Regions from separate parts of the Homo sapiens genome. Here region 2 is linked to region 1. A link is a loop called in an ENCODE intact Hi-C map of the cell type or tissue named here. Cell type or tissue: dorsolateral prefrontal cortex. All regions are shown on one strand. Each heading gives the region's core, and the rest is flanking DNA. Links, peaks and the distances in the headings are about the cores only.

What was found. A loop is a pair of places that touch in the nucleus more often than their neighbours do. Peaks named below come from ENCODE experiments on the same cell type or tissue, not always from the same donor. Only the 100,000 strongest peaks of a DNase experiment are listed, where the experiment ranks them.
Region 2: a loop joins it to region 1, with 4 times the contacts of the local background. A loop is called at or near these places in 2 of 110 quality-filtered maps.

What each region holds. Positions count from the first base shown.
Region 1 is chr6:96,010,868-96,021,515 of GRCh38, forward strand. It overlaps FUT9 (fucosyltransferase 9), which reads left to right and starts at 5,107. Exons shown (of 3, transcript NM_006581.4): 1 at 5,107-5,345. It overlaps LOC107986626 (a long non-coding RNA gene), which reads right to left and starts at 4,566. Exons shown (of 3, transcript XR_001744263.2): 1 at 4,420-4,566. In dorsolateral prefrontal cortex, for the core only: CTCF peaks have their summits at 4,679 and 4,882; DNase peaks (open chromatin) are centred at 4,534 and 5,084; H3K4me3 peaks cover 5,000 bases; H3K27ac peaks cover 4,360 bases.
Region 2 is chr6:96,147,469-96,158,116 of GRCh38, forward strand. All of the region lies in intron 2 of FUT9 (fucosyltransferase 9), which reads left to right. Among named protein-coding and RNA genes, the nearest start is that of FUT9, 140 kb to the left of the region's middle. In dorsolateral prefrontal cortex, for the core only: no CTCF peak of the experiment used is centred there; no DNase peak of the experiment used is centred there; H3K4me3 peaks cover 398 bases; H3K27ac peaks cover 4,636 bases.

The DNA.
Region 1 (10,648 bases), core at 2,444-7,443:
TGTTCTTTTAAGTGGTTTTGTTGGACTCTCAGCCATTAGACAATTGATGCCATTATATCTCATATCATTTTTATATTGTCAGAGTCTATTTTTCCTATAAGGTTTATATTGCATTATACTGCTTTAATTCTCATATTCTAACATTGTAGATCAGTAGATAAATACACTGAATGTATTAACTTGAAAATCAGTCCTTGATTCAGCATGTCTCTTTTATTTATTTATTAGAAAGCTGAATTTCATTCATTATTCTAGTGATTTCCTGAAGGTGGTTTCATAAGAATAATAGTCCCTGAGTTCTTGCATCTTCACCATTGTTTGTCTATTCCCATTGTACTTGAAAAACCATTTAGCTAAAAAGAAAAAGAAAACCTTAGTTTTATTTTATTTTCTTTGGTTTCTTGTAAGCTTTGTTGCACTGATATTGAATGGCTCGATTCCACTAAAGTTGCAGTGAAGACTTCTGAGGCCAGTATCAGTATTTTTCTTTATAAGCTACTGATTGCTTTGCCTGCATGCCTAAAAAAATTCTTTTTTAAATTTAAATTCTAGTTACTGTACTAGGACACATCTCAATGTCAATGATTCTGGGGCAATTTTTCCTGGTAATCATTGTTTCTTTTCAAAGTGAAATATCAAGTCATCTTTCATTTGAAGAATGTTTCTTTCTTTAATAATATATTGACATATTTATTTTCCCATCACTTATTTCTTTTCTCTAATTATGTATCTATTGGATTACCATTCCCTATCTTCTCCATCTTTTGTATTCTCTCTAATCCTGTCTATTTTTTCTTTACTTGCATTTCATTTTGTTAGCCTTCCTTATTTCTGTCTCTTCTTTTCCTTGCTGTGTCTATCTCAGTGTCCATTTTATCTTGTAATTCTTCCATTTATAGTCTTAATTCGTGAAGGTATTTTTTTTCCTCACTTCTTTTCTGAGTTCCCCCAGCTATGTGTCACCAGCTCCTATTGTCTCTCATCATCCCTTCCCAAGTTCTTGCATTTGTACCTTGTAGTTTTCATTTATAAAAGCAATTCCTTCATTGTGCCTTCTTGAAAATTTCTGCTGTAATGTTAGAACAAATTTCTCAACTTCTTCATGACATCATTGCTATGGTGTGTGTTCTTCAACAATTGATATATTTTACTACTCCTTTGGAAGTCTTTTCCTATACTACTTTTGTGTTGACAGTGTGTCCATTCTTTTTTCAATTACTCATATATAACTGAGTTAAATTTTTCTTATGTAGGTTCTTGGGAAAAGGAGAGGAAAATAACTCCTGGGGTTTTCAAAGGGTTTCTCTTCACTGCTGCTACAGAGATAGATTCACTCCTCTGCCTAATTTTTGTGTATCACTCCATTACTTCCTGCAAGACACATCCAAGTGGGCTTCTTTCACTATCCACACTGTAGGAAATTCCAGTTCCTATACTGATTGGTGCAAACAAGAAATAAAGGTTTCGTAAGTGACAGTAAGAACTTACCTTCAGGAATCACATTTTTGTAGGTTTTCTGAGATTAGCCACAACTGAGTCCCCTGCATTTGTCAGGTTTCTTTCTTTCCTCCTTTTGCAGCTATACCCCAACTCTATTTCCTGAATCCATTGTTGTAACCAGTGGAAATTGATTTTGTTCTTCTGAGTGAAAGTCTCACTTTCAAGAAGTTTTTTTTTTTTTTTTTTTTTTTTTTTGGTGTATTCTCAAATTAGGTATCATTGGGCCCACTCTCTGCCCTTCTTTCTTTCACTTCTGAGACTTCTGGTTGATCTCAGCAGTTCTGGGATCTCACATACAAATTTTGGAAACTGCAGATTACCTGTCTTTTGATTTTACTGAAAAAAAGTTGTGAGTGATTTTTTTCCTTTTGATTCTTTGGTACATTCTTTGGGAAGAAAGAAGGAAACCTGCTAATTTTTGCCACTGTCTTCATAATAGATTCAGTCCATGTATTCAGCAGTGCTAATCATATGTATGATATAGTACATATGTAATTTTTAGAAGTGTCTGCAACCTCAGAAACATTTATTATTCTCCATTTTTCTCACTTTGAATAAAAACAGATGCTTATTTTTTAAAGTTAAGGCTCACCAAAATTTTCTCTTGCCTAAAAAGTACCCACTGTATTCTGTTACTACAACAAATGTGACTCTCTTAACTAACCCGTCATTCTCCTCTTTTCTTCAGCAGCTCACATAAGGACTGGTTATAGCAGAGGCTCATAATCTGTCTTTCTTTACTCCTAATCTTTTTAATGCCTATAATTAAATTATTAAATATTTCTTCTTTAAGCTTGAAATTTATCATGATCATCATTATTACTAGAACGTCTTTCTTAGTGATAAAACTTTTTTTATTGTATCACTGGACTCTTAAGCCTCACAAGGGCACAGTTAGCAATTTTCTTAACTGTGATATCCCTGGGGCCTAACATATTGCTGCCTACAGGGAGTGCTAATTGAATATGTGTTCAATAAATAGAGCAATGATATTTCCTTTGCTAACCAATATCTGGCACTCATGCAGTATCAGTTCAAAGACAGGGTTTTGAATCTTTCTGATTTTAGAAAATTTCAGCATGAGAATTTGTTTTCAATTAAATAAGTTCAAAGAGTCAGGGTTTTAAAATTAAGCTTTTATTGTATTAATTGATTAATTTTCCCATGGTGTAATGCATAACATAGTGCAACAGTAATAGAGATGTAGAAGGGGAAAGAAATATAAATGGGTGAGAATGCTGTAGTAAAGGTGACAGAGAAGTTTTCACCCAGCCTCAGAATCTACATTGAAATGCAAGTCCTTCAGCAGGAGAGTTCAATGCCATTCCATTGCTTATCATCCTGTTCTTGTCTCTGGTGGGCCAAGCGGCTGGGGATGTAAGCTGGAGGGAGGAGTTAGAAGCTTGCTTTCTCTACTCCAAACATCACCCCTTTCCTTTGCTTGGCTGTAAGGCATTATAGCTTGCGTATTTGTCTTTGCCACTTTAGAACCATAAAATGAGACTATAAGCTATTGCGTTATAGTTTCATAATTACAGGAGGAAAATAGTAAAAATTCTCAAAGGTAAATTACTTTAATAAGGAAGGGATGAGAAATATTATAAACAGAAATGAGAAAACAGAGATTTAATTAATTCTTGGTAACCATCCTCTGCCCAAGTAGCCGCTGGCATTTGCAAAATTTATTGTTCACCTCTGTAGTATAGGCACCACTGAGAAGACTTAGGGAGCTGAATGAATTGTAAGTCTTTGCCAACCTTTTATTTCTATGGTCTTTATTGAAAGAATAACAGTGGGTGAATTTGCATGGTACACCTCTGGATCTCTGAAGACAGTAACACATGCCTTTTAAAAGGGAGGTGTATTCGAATAATTAGATATTTTTTCCCTAAATAAGGAGGTGGTTCTCTCAGTCAGGTCATTAGGTAAATGTTGAACCAAATATTTTCATTAGCAGATATACTCAACAGGACAGAGTCTAGCAAGTTGATACCGCCCAGCCCATCAAGTAATACTTTATCTCCAACATTGTTTTTTCCTTCATGTGAATGTATACAGGAAAATCTAGAGGTTTTTCATCAATATTTAGGTATGGCCTATTGCATTGAAAATGTTTTTCCACATTGCATTTACAGTCAAGAGAGCACTTTTTAAAATATGAGAACATTTGTTATATAAGACACACTTATGTAAAATGAAATGCCTACCTTATTTATTCTAGAGACTATGATCCTTTAGGCTTTTAAAAAAACGAATCCACCAACTGAAAGATTACTTCATTTTTTTTTAAAGCAACACAACCAGCCAGCCAAACAAAATCAGAATCTCTTTCCCTCCTGGGAATGTCTGGGAATAATTAGCTCACTTTATGTGTTATGTTATTTGAGGAGAGTTTTACCAGACTTTTTTTTCTAGTCATATCTTTTAGACACATAATCTACTTGCTCCCTGTCTATCCCCAATTACCACGTGAAAATTATAAAATAAAATTACGGCTCACAGAAATCAGTTAATAATGTTCCACTTGTTTTTATATTTACTGAATGTGTGTTAACTCACCCTCTGGATCTCGCGCGTGTATCTGCCCTCAGTACAGTATCTATTTGCATGCGCCTCTTTGTAGTTTGCGAATATACAGGATTGATTTAGAGTCAAGTAGAGGAAACGAAAATCCACACTACGAAAGCGGGACCAACCCTAGGAAAATGCAGGGGGAAATGAAAAGCTCTGTGATAAAGAGATTCAGAGATCTTTCAATCCCTAGGTTTTTAGAATGTTGAGAAAAGGGAGGAAGGAAGCCAAGACAGAAGGTAATGGGCTGTCACTATGCCCTTCACACTTACAACCTTCCTAGATCATTGAGAACACGGTCCGAGGCAATTGGGTTAAAACGATATATGTATAAATTTCTTTTTTTACCTCGTTAGCTGGTCAACCCCGGCGGTAAACAACCAAGGCCACCCCTGCCCAGGCAACAGCTCCAAGGGGCAGGCGATGGTTGCCGGCATTGAGCTCCCTGCTGGCGCCTTCTGGCGGGACAGCCAGTGCCAAAGAGCGCCCAGGGAAACAAACACCAATGGGGGACTATACAGATGTCATGGATGCACATGTAGGATCATAATCTGCCCAGAAAGAGGAGAGAAGGAGGGCGACAGGCTGCGGATCCTGGTCCAGGAGCCGCCGCAATGGAGCGGGCGGCAGTGTGCGCGCACAGGTGCCACAGGCCGGTGGCGGGGAGAGCTGTAGAGGCTGCCTCCCGGACTCAGCACTCGCACCAGCGCGCTGAAGCCGCGGCTGCTGCCAAGCTTGGGTAACCCCCAGCCTGAGCCACGAGAGGAAGAGCCCAAGGAAAGGGCGCGAAGGGGGAAGGAGGGTAGGGTAGAAGGAGGGCGGGGGAGAGACCCATCGCCTCATCTTACATTTCCCCTCCCAAGCTCATTTAGTGGGAACCTCTGCTGGGCTCCTGCGCGCCTCCCTCCCCACCCCCTCAACTCTGGGCGACCATCTCCCCCTCTTCCCTTGCTCACCCCCCACCCTTCCTGCTCTTCCGTCCCTCCCTACCGCGTGCCTCCTCCCCTCCCCCTCGCCTCCCTCCCCTCCAGCGGCAGTAGCTGTAGCAGCTTCAGCGAAGCCGGAGATGGGCAGAGAGCGCGCGCGGCGCAGCAGCTCCAGATTCACTGCTCTCCCCTGCAGCTCCCCGCGCCCCCGCCGCTGTCGCTGCCTCGGTGTCCCCCAGCCCCAGTCGCGCTCTTAGGACAGCGCCGCCACCGCCGCCTGGCCCTGCCTGCCTCCTGCGCCGCGCAGCCCTCGCGAGCGCCCCGGATGGCGCTTTACCCCTAGGACCGGTGAGTAGGCGGGAGAGTGCAGGGGGTCGGGCGTCAAAGCTTGGCGCGGAGAGAACATCTTTTGGTTTGGGAGGCACCCCAAACCAGCTGCTGTGATTCCCCGTCCTCCAGGCAGAGGGTCCAGGGAGGGTGTTGCTCTGTGGTCCCCAAGGGGATGTTTGATTTCAACTCCACCTGCTGGCAACCTGAACCCCTCTCCGTCTTGGGGACAGCTGCCTGCAGCTCGCAGTCCCGCCTCACCTTCCAGCCCCCAGGCTCCCACACTAGCAGCAGTAGATGGCCCCGACCCTCTGGTCACCCCAAACAGGGTCATCTCTACTGTTACTGTCCCTGCGTTCCCACCTTATGCCAGTGCACAAACGCCCCTATCTGCCACCCTTCACCCGATCTCGCGCTGACAAAGCCTTCTCCACAAAGTCCTCCCTGACCCACCTTCTCTCCTTTCCCAAAGCCTGGCTCTCGAGCCCGACTGTCCCGTCCTATTCCTTCCCAGGGTGAATGGTCCTTAGTGAATTCTGACCTCATTCCCTCTACACAATGGTGCCTGTCCAGATTTTCTGACAGTCACCTCAGGAAATTGACACAGACACGCTGTGATCCTGGTTTCTGTACAGTTACTTTGTGTGTTACTCAGCACCTGGGCTGTTAAGGGTATTATCAAGCGTGAAAAAATAAAGACAAAAACCAAACCCTTTGGAAACAAACTTTTTGTTATTGTTGTTTTAAAGCGCAGAACTATTTGCATTGCTTAGGTTTGTTCTGTTCATTGAGAGGCGTCTTAGCTGAGTACAGGAAATACACCTATTTTACCTGTTCCTGCGGAATTGGTCTTACTTCCAGGTTAAGAACGGAGGACTTGCCTAGGTGGTGAATCTCTTTCAGCAACAACACTATCAAAAGCTCAGCAACTCTTGAGGATAAGAAGCTTTTTCTTGAAGGAGATGAGAGTAGCACCAAACTTACCCTTTAAAATCTTCTTTGAAATTGCAATAAGCCAAAGCTCTTATTTTTCTTTAGGTGTAGTGGCTAAAAGAGCGATATAGGAGGATTAGAAAACATTGTACCAAGAAGCTCCTGCACTATTTGGGTGCTTCCAGAGTTGTGTAGTATCTTAGCACCAGACGGTATTGCTGTAGAAGTTTTCTTAGAACAGTAGTCGTTTCTTCTGAAACCATGTTTACCGTTTTATTATTTCTAGTTGGAGTGCGAGAAAATAAAGAGTTGTGTTCGATGAATGAATATGAGCAAGGGGGATGGAGTGAACATCGGGAGGGGTCATTTAAATAATAAAATTTGTGCTCTCAATTTCTCATGTATTGAAATCTTAAAAACAAAACTACCCCACAAAATTTATGGTTTAATATTTTAGAGAAATGATGAAAAGGCATTCATTTCAACATGGCATTGTACTCCATGGAACCCTTGGTCACAGGGCTTGTGTTCTAAGCAATACGGATAAGAATATCCAGAAATAAATGTTAGGAACTTTAAAAGGTGCCCCACTGAGGCATGCAGTGTGTCAATATAAATTTCCTGGTATTATTATCACTATAATTTGAGGGGAATATAAATTAAAGTGCCATTCTTGCTCTTGCAGTTGGTGGAGAGAGATGTATGCTTCATCACCTTAAAGGAGCAAGTCTCAGGCTACATAAGAAATAGGAAGGGAAAGTTGAGCCATCATCTAGGGAATTTGTTAGTTAATATTGCCTTAATACCTTCTCCAATGTCAGGAATTTTTGTTGGTTTGTTTTCATTCAAACTGTATCTGAGATTTTATTTCCCTTTTGTGTAAGACATAGGCAGAAATGCACTGAGCAAGTCCACTGACAAGGGGTGGTTTTAAGTAAATGTGGATAGCCGCATTAAAAGTCAAGAGGGGCTGTGAATAATGAGTTTATTGTTGGTTTTCTAAATTTGAAAATTTTAGTTGGTTATATTTAGGGCTTGACTGAGAACATTCAAAGCTGTTCTCATTTGGGTAACATTAGGGTGACTACTATGCACAGTATATCCAACAGTAATTAATCTGTATCAGAATCGATACATCCCAAATTGAAAGCAAGGAGTAATACTTTGATCAGTTATTGCCCATAATTATGTTAATGATAAATTAAAGTCAATGTATTCTAATATAATTCCAATTAACATGAAAATATTAACAAGGTCTCAGAATTATCTATGAGAATCCAAATAACTAGTCTGCCAAAAATTTTGGCAAGAATTTCTATAAAGAATTATGGTGAGCTGAAAGTCAAGAAGATCTGCCAGGATTTAATGTCATTGGCATTAGTAAGAAAGGCTAAACAGTTAAATATAATGTATGGGGAGGTAAGGCACACCAATATTGGAATGGCATATCTTTGAGTACCATTGAACTGTATCTTATAATGCTCATAATTATATGCCACCTAGAGGATGACGGGTTTAAGTATTTGCAATGTTAAATATAAATTAAACATTATAAAGAGATATTTAAAATTATGGAAATTATATAGATTATTCCATCAACAAGTTGCCATTGGTTGAATGTTCCATGTGAAACCATGTTTTGCCTTGTGTGTGATGAAGAGAAAGAATGGTTAAGGAAGAGAAAGCTGCAGGAAGGGAGAGATAGAGAGAAAGGCTTCAACCCCTTGGAGACTGGCTTAAATTCTTTAATCAAATTAAGGTAACTAAATATGAGTTCTATTATTTTGGTATTTAGTTACCTTATTTGATTCTTTAATCAAATAAGGTAACTAAATAAAAGTTCTATTATTTGGTATTATTTTGGTATTTGGAATAGCAATTGTTTTCCCACTTGAATTTTAGGATATGACTCCTTAATTATAGCAATAATAATACAAGTTTTTTAAAATAAAGCCTTTTATTCCTTTTATTTAGTAAAATCTGAGCATCAGAGGCAAACCATTTTGTGTAATCCAATTGATGAATTGAACTAAATAAAATTCTAGACAAATTTACAAAAATACCTTAAAAAAAGCACACATATTTACACCTCACACATACCTAAAATTATAATAATAGATAAAGAGCTAAACAATTTAGTGTCTTATGAAGGCAAGAGGATTCAGTCAAGAGATAACCACATACAATATTTTTATACTCTAATATATATTTCTTGTATTTTCTTTTTCATTGCGGTGGATGTATTATTACGTTTTTATAAGTATTTGCATTTTTATTTATAAATTCATGTCTCTATATTATAAAATGCAAATTTTATAAATTCAAATAACCCCCAAATTACACTTGTAAGTATCAAATTATTACAAAAATGTTCATAATTTTGCTTTCTATCTTGCATTCAGGAGGGAGTATTTAGCAGAACGCATTCTTAGGAGCAAATATGTAAAATGAATATTTCAAAATAAGCATGATGATTCAACCAAAGTTTTACAACAATGCTATAAAGTGATACTCTCATAAACTCTAATGTACAATTAAAATTCCTAACAGAAACATTTAAATTCTGTGATTTTTACCTGTGACTGATTGTGTAAAATTCAATTTTATTAATTTAGCTGCAAATGGAATGCTCGGCATTCTTAATAGAAAGATTCACGGAATTCAGATGTTGATTAGAAATATAGAGAACATTCCATTTCTGTTACTCTACTAATGACTTGCTCAAAGTTTCAAAGTAGTTAATAGAAACAGAATTCAAATCCTGTTCTCCTGATTCCATGCTGTATTTGTCTTTCTATAAAATAAAAACATTTTCCACTTCTTTTATTTTAAGATGTTAATAAAGGAGAAGTCAGTATTAATGTTAAAGAAATCTGAAAATAAAATGAAATAAAAGGTCTGTGCTTCTTCAAGGACCATCTCAATGCCTAGACTTCTAACACACCATAGTTAAAGGTAATCAGTCAACCAGACTTTTTCATTCACTCCCACCTTCAGGTTAAAGCTTGGGAAATATTCAAAAATTAAACTGCAACTAGCCCACCTAAAAATCTTTTAACATTTTTGCATAATTTTTATTAGAAATTCCTCACTTATGCAGTGTAAGGTTTTTCATGTTAATAGCATGTCATGGACACTTCCATATAAGCTTTTATAGACAATTGACTGAAAAATATTCCTAAAATAACAGATTTTAGTTTCTGTAAGCAAAATGCACTTACAGTTTCATCTCCATGCTGATTCAATATTTATGTCATCACAGAGAAGGTTTCGTATCCATATGTTTATTTATTTTTAAATTTTTACCTCCATAGACTGTGAATAACTCAGGTGGTCAGGGAAGGTAAATTTGTTTCACAAAGTTTCAAGCCCACAGATGAAAATCCTGGCACTTTTAGCTTTCTCTTCACTGATAGCCAGAGGGATCAATGGAAGTGAATGACTAAATCAATAGGAAACCATCATCATTACTGCGTAAAAAAATAAGCTCTAAACTGTATTCTTGGTTATGGTGGCTCATCACCATCATTTCATCTAGGAAGAATAACATGGTGACATATTTTGATATCTCCATTACATTTTCTGGAACAACACTATATTATCTAAACGTGCTTGGACTGATGTAAACTAGGGGAACCAGTGATCTTGCACTGCTGGGTGGCTGATTCAAAAGCTGAGGCATTGATCTTAGGCATTGGTCTTCTTATAGCACATCAAGATGCAAATTTGGATGAGAGGAAAACTACACTTCTAAGGCTCCCCTGACATAGTTTCTTTGGAGTGCAATTCAGCCTCTCTTTATTGAGGGCCTATGGGGCAAGAACTGAAGTGATGATGGCAGGCACAAGAGTAAGTATGATTTAAGCTCTGACCTCAAGCAGCTTAGAGTTTAAGTGGAGAAGCCAGTAAGAACAAATAGAAAGGAGTGATGAGACACCAGCTGCTTTAACCTAGGGATGTCACCTTGGTATTAAACAAGGGTGTCCAGGAAAAACTCAAAAAGACCAAAAAAGAAAATCTGTTTTGTGTAACATGGATCTAGGCATGCTGTGGCTAAGGCTTGACAACAAAAATTATTTAGTTCCTTAAAAAAAGCAAGTTTCCATTGCTTTCTATACTAATTTTAACTCTGACAGAGTTTTTTGTTGTTGTTGTTGTTGTTTTGTTTTTTTTGGACAATGCAGGAACCTATTAGTAGTATGAACACAGGTAGTCCCAAACTAACAAATTCAGTGGTTGATTCAGTCCTTGGAGGTCATAGGGTAATCTTTTAATGGAAATGTAACTAAGTATATACTTTTAAAGTAAGTAGGAAATGCTTACCTTTTAAGAAACTTAAATCTTCAAGGAATATTCACAGAGAAGTACAAGCGGAGGATGCAGGGAAGGAG
Region 2 (10,648 bases), core at 2,919-7,918, 140 kb after region 1:
CCAAATTTTCATTATCCTCATGTTTGTCCTAAAGCAAAAGAAAAAGATGAGCAACTGTGGAAAATGAAAATACCAAAGCTTGGTGTGTTTTCTGAGAAAACTTAAGCTTCAGGATACTTATAACTGTAGTTATTAAACCCAAAGAGAGAAGTAAGTCTTCTTCATATATCTAGAAGCAATGTGAACATTTGCCACTAGTAGGATCTAGAGTGAAGATTTCTTAACTCTTCATCCTTTCTGTGCTAATTGAATGATGAAGACCCTAGGAGTTTTTCAAAAAATCTCATACAGAGTGCTAACACATCAGTTGATGACATCCAGCCATGACGGATTCAGGCTTGCATAAATAATCTGCAGGAGTTCTTTGAATATATCACAGCCACACTAGATAAAAGATGATCTGGGACTACGATATAGTTAATATTTCAGAAAAAAAAGTGCATTTGATATGTTTCTGCATCAGAGATAAAGGTAAAAGAACCACCGAACATGGGATAAAGAGTACCGAAGCGAAAATTAGTTTTAGAAACACTACAAAGCAAAGACTTTAAAAGCAACTTTTATGTTGGAAAGAAAAAAAAAATATTGAAACTGGGCAGCCCATGTGCAATTAATTGAAGTCCAGTCCTTCCTTAAAAACGCTTTCTAACACACCAAATATCTCACAAAGCTGATGGTGACTAAAAGTCTTTCCAACAGTTTAGTGCAATAGACTTATCACTAAGCTTGGAATGTAAAAATCTAAGTTCTAGCTGATTAAATGATCTTGAGTAATTAGCACTCAGGGTCTCAGATTCCAACCTACAGAATAGGAAATTGGGTCTAGAAAGATTGCCAAAGTCCCTCCTATCTCCACAACTATTTGATTCTAACAGCTCCACGTAGCTCTGGGGAATTTAATCATCAAGCAAGTTTCTCCATTAAGGTGGATAATTAAAATGAGGGAGTACTCTGTAATGCATCAAAACAGATTCAGATTGCTGGCTTTTTCAAATTTACAGTTTCGCTTTCAGTAAAAATTACATGGTATAATCAGTCGAGCTGTGGAAATGGGCTCTGAAGGCTATTGATTCCTGAGTTCTTGATACTTTCATTGACCCTATCAAAACACTTAAATGTTCCAAAGCCTGGAGTGGCCCTGGAGAAGCCCAAGTTGTAACAATTTTGTACTGCCTGAGGTTTATATTACTCCAGAGAGTATGTATTTTGTAATAGGGTTGAAAAGACAGTAAAATTTTTAAAAAGTGGCCACTCCTATAGTAGTGTAGATACATGAACATTTAACCAAATGTATTGCCTTTATTCTGAGTCTGTACATGCGCAGAAATCCCAGCAAAATGTTCTCTAACTAGTCTTATGTGACCCTGGCTTAAAATGTGGGCTGTTAGACTTTTAACTACTTGAGGCCAGGCACAGTGGTTCACATTTGCAATCCCAGCACTTTGGGAGGCAGAGGTGGGCAGATCACCTGAGGTCAGGAGTTCGAGACCAGCTTGGCCAATATGGTGAAACCTTGTCTCTAACTAAAAATACAAAAATTAGCCAGGTGTGGTGCCATGTGCCTGTAATCCCAGCTACTCAGGAGGCTGAGGCAGGAGAACTGCTTGAACTCGGGAAGTGGAGGTTGCAGTGAGCCGTGAGCCAAGATTCTGCCACTGTACCGCAGCCTGGGCAACACAGTGAGACTCCAAAAAAAAAAAAATTTTTTTTGAACTACTTGAAAATAATAGACTGCTTTTATTATGTACAGAGTCAGTATTCCATGCAATTTTGTTGAATTAAATTTAATTCTTCTATCACCAGAGAGCATTTTTTTTAAATGAAGAACATGATTACTAATTTAGATGACATGTAACCAAGTTTAAGGCAGACAAAAAAAAAAGTCTCTATTAGAAACTACAATGGAACATTATGGGGATAAAATGAAAATATTAACTTAAAATTCATTCCTCCATCCCTTTTAGCCCAAATGAGTGAATAATTTTAAAACCTGAAACAAATGTTTTCTCAGTATAACCCTTCTAGAGAAGTACTGCAATTTCACTAAATCACAGAACTCCCATTGCCTTAGATCAGGAGTGTGTATATTATCAGCATCAAACAAAACTCAATTATTTGTAATTGTCAGCAGAGCTGAGAATAAACCTTATTGAAGCATGAACACTGTGAGAAAAAATATATCTGTGCATTCCATCAAAAGCAAGCATTTCTTTGCCTGAATTTTTAAAAATTGTTTTATTTATAATTATTGTAGATATATAATAGTTGTACATATTTATGTATATGTGATGTTTGGATACAGTATACAGTGTGTAATGATCAAATCAGGGTAATTGAGGTATCCATCACCTTAAGCTTTTATCATTTCTTTGTGTTAGGAACATTTCAATTCCACTCTTTTAGTTATTTTGAAATATACAATAAGTTATTGTTAACTATAGTCACCCTATTGTGCCACCAAACACTAGATTTTACTCTATCTAATTGTATTTTCATACTCATTAACCCTCCCCTCTTTACCCCCCTTCTCCATTACCCTTCCCAGCCTGTGGTAACCATCATTCTATTCTCTATAATTTGTAATAATTATACTTCTAGAGCAAAAGATAAACTCTGCCTACCTGGGTCTTGATTCTCTTAGGACGGATAAGTCATGTCCAAGAATAGAATACAAAAAGAGAAAATGGTGTCAGTAGTATGGTGTTATACTGGTGTGCTATACTAAATGGTGTCTGTTTCAGGTAAAATGACATTAGAATTCAGAATGAAGGAGTGATTCCAGCTGGAGCAATTAGGAATCAGGGAAGTCATTGTAAACAAAGTGGCATTTTTGATAGACCTGGACTTTAAAATATGGAAATTAGTGCAGAGCGTGATGAATCCAGCATTCCGAGGAAAAAGGAAAAGGAGAAGGAGGTGTGAGGCACCAACTGAAAAGAGGACTTGATCTTCCTGAGCCTCTAGTGTGTGAAAGAGAACAATGGGCTGTGAGGGGCTAGATGGTGCAAAGCTTTGGAGGCCTGATGTGCACTTTAATCATCAGGCTTGGACCAGGTACAGAGGGTTTTAAGAAGGAGAATGACAGAACCAGAGCTGTGCTTTTGGAGATTTATTCTGGCAGCAGTGTGTAGGATGGATTGAAGGAGGTGATGCCAGCTCAGGCTCAACAATTTCTTAAAGTGGAGAAAAGGCACAGTTGCAGTAGAGACTAATCCACGTGCCACTAAAAATTGCCCTGTGTTCCATCTGCAGCACCAATGTGAAGACTGTTCACCTCTTTCCAGAATACCGTGGATCTGTGAACAGTTAAAACCTATTACATGAGCTGTGTGGAGCTGACCTGATAGGAATAATTATAATGAAAGGTTTATATCATTCCCTAGGACTGGGGGTAAGGGCAATATAACACTCTAACACTCCTACTTTGTTCCTGTTTTAGCTTTTGAAGTTTTATAATAGCAAGTTACTTGATTTGTCTTGAGATTTGAGCTGTATCACTGATATAAGCTTTCTAATTATCTTTATCAACGTGGCTACGGCAAGGAAAAGTGTGATTCCACAATTTAGATTTGCAGATACCAAATAGAATGCTAATTGATACTTTGGAAATATGATTTTCAAACTTAGCAGAGTGGGTAACACCAAGAAAAATGTTTTAACCTGAAGTCATTTTGAAGGCTAAAATACACTTTAAATTTAAACTGAAAGGGAAAGTGAGGAGAACCCTGCTTGAGGCTTTAATTCTTTGATTAAACTTGATAGTGGGTTATCTTTAGGGTAACTTCTACTTCAATATGAGCCTCATTCCATGGGCCAGGCCATTATAATTATGTATAATAGAATTTTTTTTCCAAAATACATTACAATATCTGAAGAAGATAATCACATTGTAACAGAGAGAAATGAAAATCTGTCAAAGAGAATGAAGAAATTATACTTGCCTTTCTTGTCCTTGGTGCCTAAAGTGAAATGAAATTGTTTTCCTGTTATCAGGCCAAATGCAGACATACTTTAAGGGACCAGCCTTCTTTAAAGATTTTATCAGGTAGAGACATCAGTTCTGCCTTCCTCCTTGCTTCAGGGCACTGCAAATGGCTTCAGAGTACATCTATATGCTAGTTCACTGGAAGGAATCGTTGTTCCAAAGTTTTGCAGAACAAAACTCCCCTAAATTCTCAAGAGACCAGTTCCACAAAGCTGTGAGCTGAGTTTTGTTATATTCAGATTCACTATCCATATCTCTCATGAGCTCTGAGTTTCAGCTACGATATTTTGAACCTAAGGAATACTTTACCCTTTCTTTTTCTCCAGGAAGCAACGATCCAGTATAAAAGGAGTTATATAATCAAGACATAACTGTGAGCTTTGAAACTATTTTAATCACCAGAGCCTGCTTCTTACCATAAAACGATTTCTCAAGCTCCATAATTTGGGATAGAAAACAATAGCAATCTTGAAGAAATACCAGGAAGGACATTAGAGAGATGAAGTAGAGAAGCATTCAAAATGGGATCAGAGGATGCATCTATTCACAGGTCCACCTGATGCCAGGGCTTGTAGAAAAAAATTTAGAGATATATTTAGAGCCATTGAAACTGTTCCCATTTTTACATAGGGAGAGATCAGCATTATATTTTGAGAAACCATAGGGAAGGAGCCTGTCTTTTAAAGTCTGGTGCTACCCAGGATTCTGTCTTTGATCATAGGCTTATCTAATGGGTCATATCTTACTCTGTCATAGTTTTTACCTATTACACGCTGTATATGCTGGTAACATCCAAGTCTAAAAATCCAGCCCAGACATAATCCCTGAGGTTCAGATTTGAAGATCTGTGTAATGACCTAGATTTATATGTGGATATCGCTCCCACAGGCATCTGGCACCCACCCTGTCTTCTAGAGTACCCCTCATAGCACTCCTTGTATTGAGTTCTAAGTGCTTATGTCACTGCCTATCTCTTCCACTGGACCAAAAGTACTGGGAAGGTCAGGGTGAGGTCTGTTTTGTTCATAATTAAAAGCCTTGCTCCTGGTACACGGCAACTGCTCAATAAATATTTTTTGAATAAATGAATCATTGGAGTGGGGCTTGAAAAATCTGGATAATTATAATTTTATAAAATGTCCTTTTAACACAATCTGCTCTCCAGCCCCTACCATTTAAGATAAAGGGACTGCATTAGGACTTACTTAAGTGCCTGTCTACTTAGGGTCACAGCACACTGATTCTCTATGTAGTCATTTTGGACTATGATTTGTTGTAAGACTTTGCCTACGAATATTCTGCCAAGTACAAATAATTTAATACGATTGACCATTCAGTTGATAAAGTTGTAAATAGATAATTATTGCTTTTCAGAAGAAAGTTGCTAAAAATGCATATATATTCAAAGCAATACCTGAGAAGCATAACATAAAAAGCGTTTGCATTCCCACGAACACGGTTCAGTTAAAGCTGAGCTTTGCCTCACAGAGGATAGGCAAACTGCATCTGGGAACCTTCCAGGAAAACTACAGAAATCCAATTAGGAACAGTCCTAAATGGACTCAGAATGTTTAGGTATGATAGAGAAACCAGTAATTCTTCTCATCAGTAAAAGTAATGAAGTGCCTTTAAAAACATCCTTCCATTTCTCCTGCTTAATAAGTAGATATAAAATTGGGGTACTTACAAAAAGTATTTAATTGTCATAGGTAGTTGGCAAGACAAATTTTTAAGAATCCAAATTTGGTAAAGAAATACATATAAACAACTTTTGAAGAGCATCAGAAATTGAACAGCCTATCAGACCATCTGGGACTGTATTCCCTTCATCTCATCTGGATGTGCTCTGTGCCCCTCCCTGAGCCAGCTGCTTCATTTTTCCCTATCCTCTTGTCCTTAAAATCACAAAAGGACATTACACATTAACTGATGCCTTGCACTAATTTATATTTGGGGGATATTGGAAAAACTAACACTTCTTCTAAGTGTGCAGGATTCTCTTGAGTAGACAATGTGAGAAAAAGTTACAAATACTTTTCAGGTCTCTTCCCAAGTATGAAATTGAGAAATATTCTGAAAAATCAGAGTCAGACTGATTTTGGTTAGAAAATACAAATCCTATGATTTCTGCTACAATGGTATCTGAATCAAGATAATGACCATTAAGTCTCAGACCTTTACAAAGGTCTTCAGTCAGGCGAGACAAAAACATTAATTTGTTAAATGAGACTATGGGAAATACTACCAACCTCCTGAGATCTCTCATTTATCACTTTGTCATGAATCTCACCTCTCCAGTTTCCTTACAGTTTTCAATTATGGATGCTAGAATCACTGCTGTCATTTAAAAAAATTAGAATGTCTTTATTTCTTTATACCATTTGCATTTTAATTTCCTGCCCCTTTCAGAGACATTTCTTTTGCTAAGTAATGGCCAGCAGCCAATCTCAATCTGGAGAGGAAATGATTAAAATCTTAATTCTCCTGGAGGGGGAGCTACTATATTTATCTTTTGTTTCTGGATTTGATCATCAGACTGTATGTTTCTGCCACATTAACCTCATTTTAGCAGTAGTTTTCAATATGAGTGAGAGGAAAAAGTAGAAGAGATGTTTTCAATCCAATGGTTAATCTGTTTGACACAACATTTGCTTCCTCATAATGGGTGATGATAGTTTATATTACTCTTTAAATCAGAGCTCAACACATGTTTATAGTATCAAATTAATAATATTCACTGTGCTCCTTAAAGTTGGATATTAGCAAAAGTGATAGAAATACATGAGCACAGAGTAGCAAAATCATTTTCACAAATGGTGATCTGTTAATGCTGAGTTTTTAGTTCTTCTTATTCCCTTTAGTCATTTATATAGTCAAATTATCTGGTCTAATTTTATTTTTAAAAATTATGATTTTTCTTAGACTCCAACAGTAATATAAAAGCAAACAAACAGTACTTAGTTACTTTTTACTTGTTAGTTGAAAATTATAAGGCATAAAAGTAAACATGTTTTTACTTTTTTGTAAAGTAAGATTGTGTGAGACAGAATGTACATCTTAAACTCTCTCAAGGAAAGTAAATGTATTAATTTAAGAGTTCAGAGGTTAGTGGACTCTGGGTATAGTCTGATCAAGTCACTCAGTTTTTTACAATTCTACTGGCTCTTTTATATTCCATGAAAAGCTTCATTCTGTGACTTAACTTTTTTTGTGCCTGCAAACAGTGATTGCATTTGTAAGTATCACATCTTCCTATAATATTGTCCAATTATAAAAAGAATGTCTTAGATTAAGTAAAAAGATAACTACCTTTTTACCAATAGTCAAAAATTTTTGGCTTCATCTTGTTTGAACCAAAGTATTTCATGTGAACACTTCTGAACCAATCAATGTAACTGACAACTCCTGTATATGCAGATTGGAAGATAGGCATAGGCAGTGGATTAGGTTTCATGGACTGGGGTCAGTCCTTCAAAGTGCTTGCTGCTGTGCAATAGGAGAGGGGCACAGCACGTGCTGAGGAGGCAATGACAGTCCCTGCAGTTACCCAAACTTTCTTAACATTTCAGGTGGCTCTCAAATCACAAAAGCATTCTCTCTAGCTCACAGAAAAATGACCCCCAATCAGCAGAGCAAAGATTCTCTCAATTCTACAGCAGTCAAGGTTTACTTCCCTATAATGCCTGCCTTTTTTTGAATGCTCTTAGCAAGCTTTATAGCAATTTTAAAATCTGATTCTTTGAAATCCAGAAAGTTACTAATTGGGAGTTAGAAGGGGTAAAAAAAACGCTCAGTGTCAAAAGATTTATTGTAAAAGGTCTTTCTTGTCTTTTTGGGAGGGGAGAGAGTGTTATGGTCTGAAATGTGTTCTCAAATTCATGTCGAAGTCCCAATCTCCAGTATGTTTTTGGAGATAAGGTCTTTAAAGAAGTGATTAGGTTAAAATAAGGCCTTTAGTGTTTGGCCCTAATCTAAAATGACTGATGTCCCTATAAGAAAAGCAAGAGCTGGAGATCGAGACTATCCTGGCTAACATGGTGAAACCCCGTCTCTACTAAAAATACAAAAAATTAGCTGGGCGTGGTGGCAGGTGCCTGTAGTCCTAGCTGCTTGGGAGGCTGAGGAAGGAGAATGGTGTGAACCTGGGAGGCGGAGCTTGCAGTGAGCCGAGATCGTGCCACTGCACTCCAGCCTGGGCGACAGAGTGAGACTCCGTTTAAAAAAAAAAAAAGGAAAGAAAGAAAAAGAAAAGAAAGAAAAGAAAAGCAAGAGCTACCAGAGGTGAGAGCACACAAAGGAATGACCAAGTGAAGAGGCAGCAATAGGGCAGCCATCTGCAAGCCAAGAAAGAGTCTCAGAAGGACCTAACCCTCCTGACCCCTTGATCTTGGACTTCCAGCCTCTAGAACTGTGAGGAAATAAATTTCTGCTGCTTAATCTACCCAGTTTGTGGTATTTTGTTATGGCATCCCTAGCAAACTAATACAGAATGGTGGTTTGTTTGCTTTTTGTTAACTTTTCTTTTGGAGGTTATAAAACCAACTGCTTCTTCCAACATTTTAATTTAGGGTTTTGTTGCAGTAGGAGACTTTATTTCATAGAAGTAATAGTTATTTTGCTGATGTTCAAAGGATGCTTCTGGTACTCGGTGAGGTTGATGCATTTCTCTTCACCAGTGAAGTCTAATGCTATAGGAAAGTTTTCAAATTTCACACTGGTCCCTGTAATTTTCCTTCCAACTGGCAAATACTTTGAGGATGACAGCTGTGAGCCAGTGCAACTATCACCATGGTCTGTTTCTAATTTTTTTGTTGGTGTTTATGAACACAACTTTTCCCCTTGGAGCCTTTGGTTCATTGCTGGTGATGAAGGATTTTATCTCCTTAGCTCATCTAGGTCTGGGTTCTTGTCTTGTCTCATGACCAGGAAAAATCAGGCACGTGGACACTCGAAGAGTGAGTGGAGTAGAATGTATTAAGTGAAAAGGAAAGCTCTCAGCAAAAAGGGGCATCCTGAAAGCAGGTTGCCAGTTTTCCTTCGCAGTACAAGGGCTTATATATATATAAGCTGATGGAGCTGGGTTCCCTATTTGTATAAGGCATAAATTCCAGGTGGCTCTGCCCCATTCCCCCTAGCGTGCATGTGGACCCTTAATCTTCTCCGGGCATGTTTAGGCAAGCCTGCTGTACAAGTTCCCTTATCTGCACAAAATATCTGGTGTAGGCACTTGTGGGTTAGGTCGGATGTTTTCCAGGGACCCTTCCCTTACTGTCTGCCTAAAGCAAGCTGGCTAACTCCTTTCACTGGTTTTGAAGGTTTTTGTTGTTATTTTTCTAAGCACTCTTTTCATTTTATTTCACCATAAATCCAGTTCTTACAAGGTATAAATGAAATATCTCCTTTTTAATGTGTGCTGAGGTTTGGAACTCAAATGTACAAATTATGACTGCCTATACATAAAAAACAGAAGCATGTTACCATGAAATGAAATAATGGGCAGACAATGTTAGTTTGAAATGTTCTTTTTCCCCTCCATTCCTATTAAATTTGTGTTGGTTCTTTGTTAGATGAAAGAGAAAGAAATAAAGTGCAATGCTTTTGCCTAAAAGCCTATCCCCAAAGGAATTGAGTTAACTGTACCTAGCCCCAGAGAAAGACATGAAACTATGACTGGCTAAAAAGGCTAACTAAGATGTGTGTTTTTCTAGGATTTCTTCTTATATTCTTTGAGTCTATGTAATATGATCAGTACCTTCACTTTCGTTTTCTCTTGTAATTATGAAACGAGTGTGACAATTCTGCCCATGACACCTCAGAGTCTGTTACCAAAGTCACTGAAAACATCACAAAGGAGGACCTTGAGCTCCTCAGAATATGTTAAATAAGTATTAAATGCGGTAAACTGTAAAGATTCTCTGTCTTTTCATAATCTTTTTATTATTTTGGTGAGTTTAGTTTTGTGTTTTTCCTTTGGAAGAGAATGCCTAATAAAATGAGTTGAGGAATGTACACTGAGTTAGAGTGAACAATACTCCTGGATTTGGGAGTGTTTATTTTAGTTATAAAGAAAGTTCCAGTTTAGAATTTATTCTAGACAAATAATGACATTTGAAGGCAACCATGGTTTTAATGGTTCTCTGAATCAAGCAAAAGCAATGTAGGAAAATTTAAACATCTAACCCTCAGAAATGCCAATGAAGACTATAAAACTAATTCAGTTAATGATTTCAAAATCTTATTTGACATGTTTTATAAAACAGGAATAAAACCATTCCTCAGTAGGAACTACTCAGTCCTGCAATTATAATTTGAATCAATATCATATTAATATAGAGCAACACTGCCTTGCATTTTTTTCTCTGTTGATTCAAAAATCACTTGTCTTCAAATCTACTCCTGTCTGTTCTTTAGAGACAGGCTCATTTTTGCTTAAAGATATGATGCAAATGAAAGGAATACATTTGTAAAAATGTGATTTCTCTAGCTCCTTATTTTTTCTCTAACTCTATAATTTTACTTGTAAATATCAATTATATTATCCAGTCTTAAAGAATCACTAATAGAACAAGCATTATTAGAAAAGATAATTAGATAAGGCCTCAACAATGATGACTTTTAATTAGCACTTTTGCAATATGATGTTCTGAAGAAAATATGATTAGT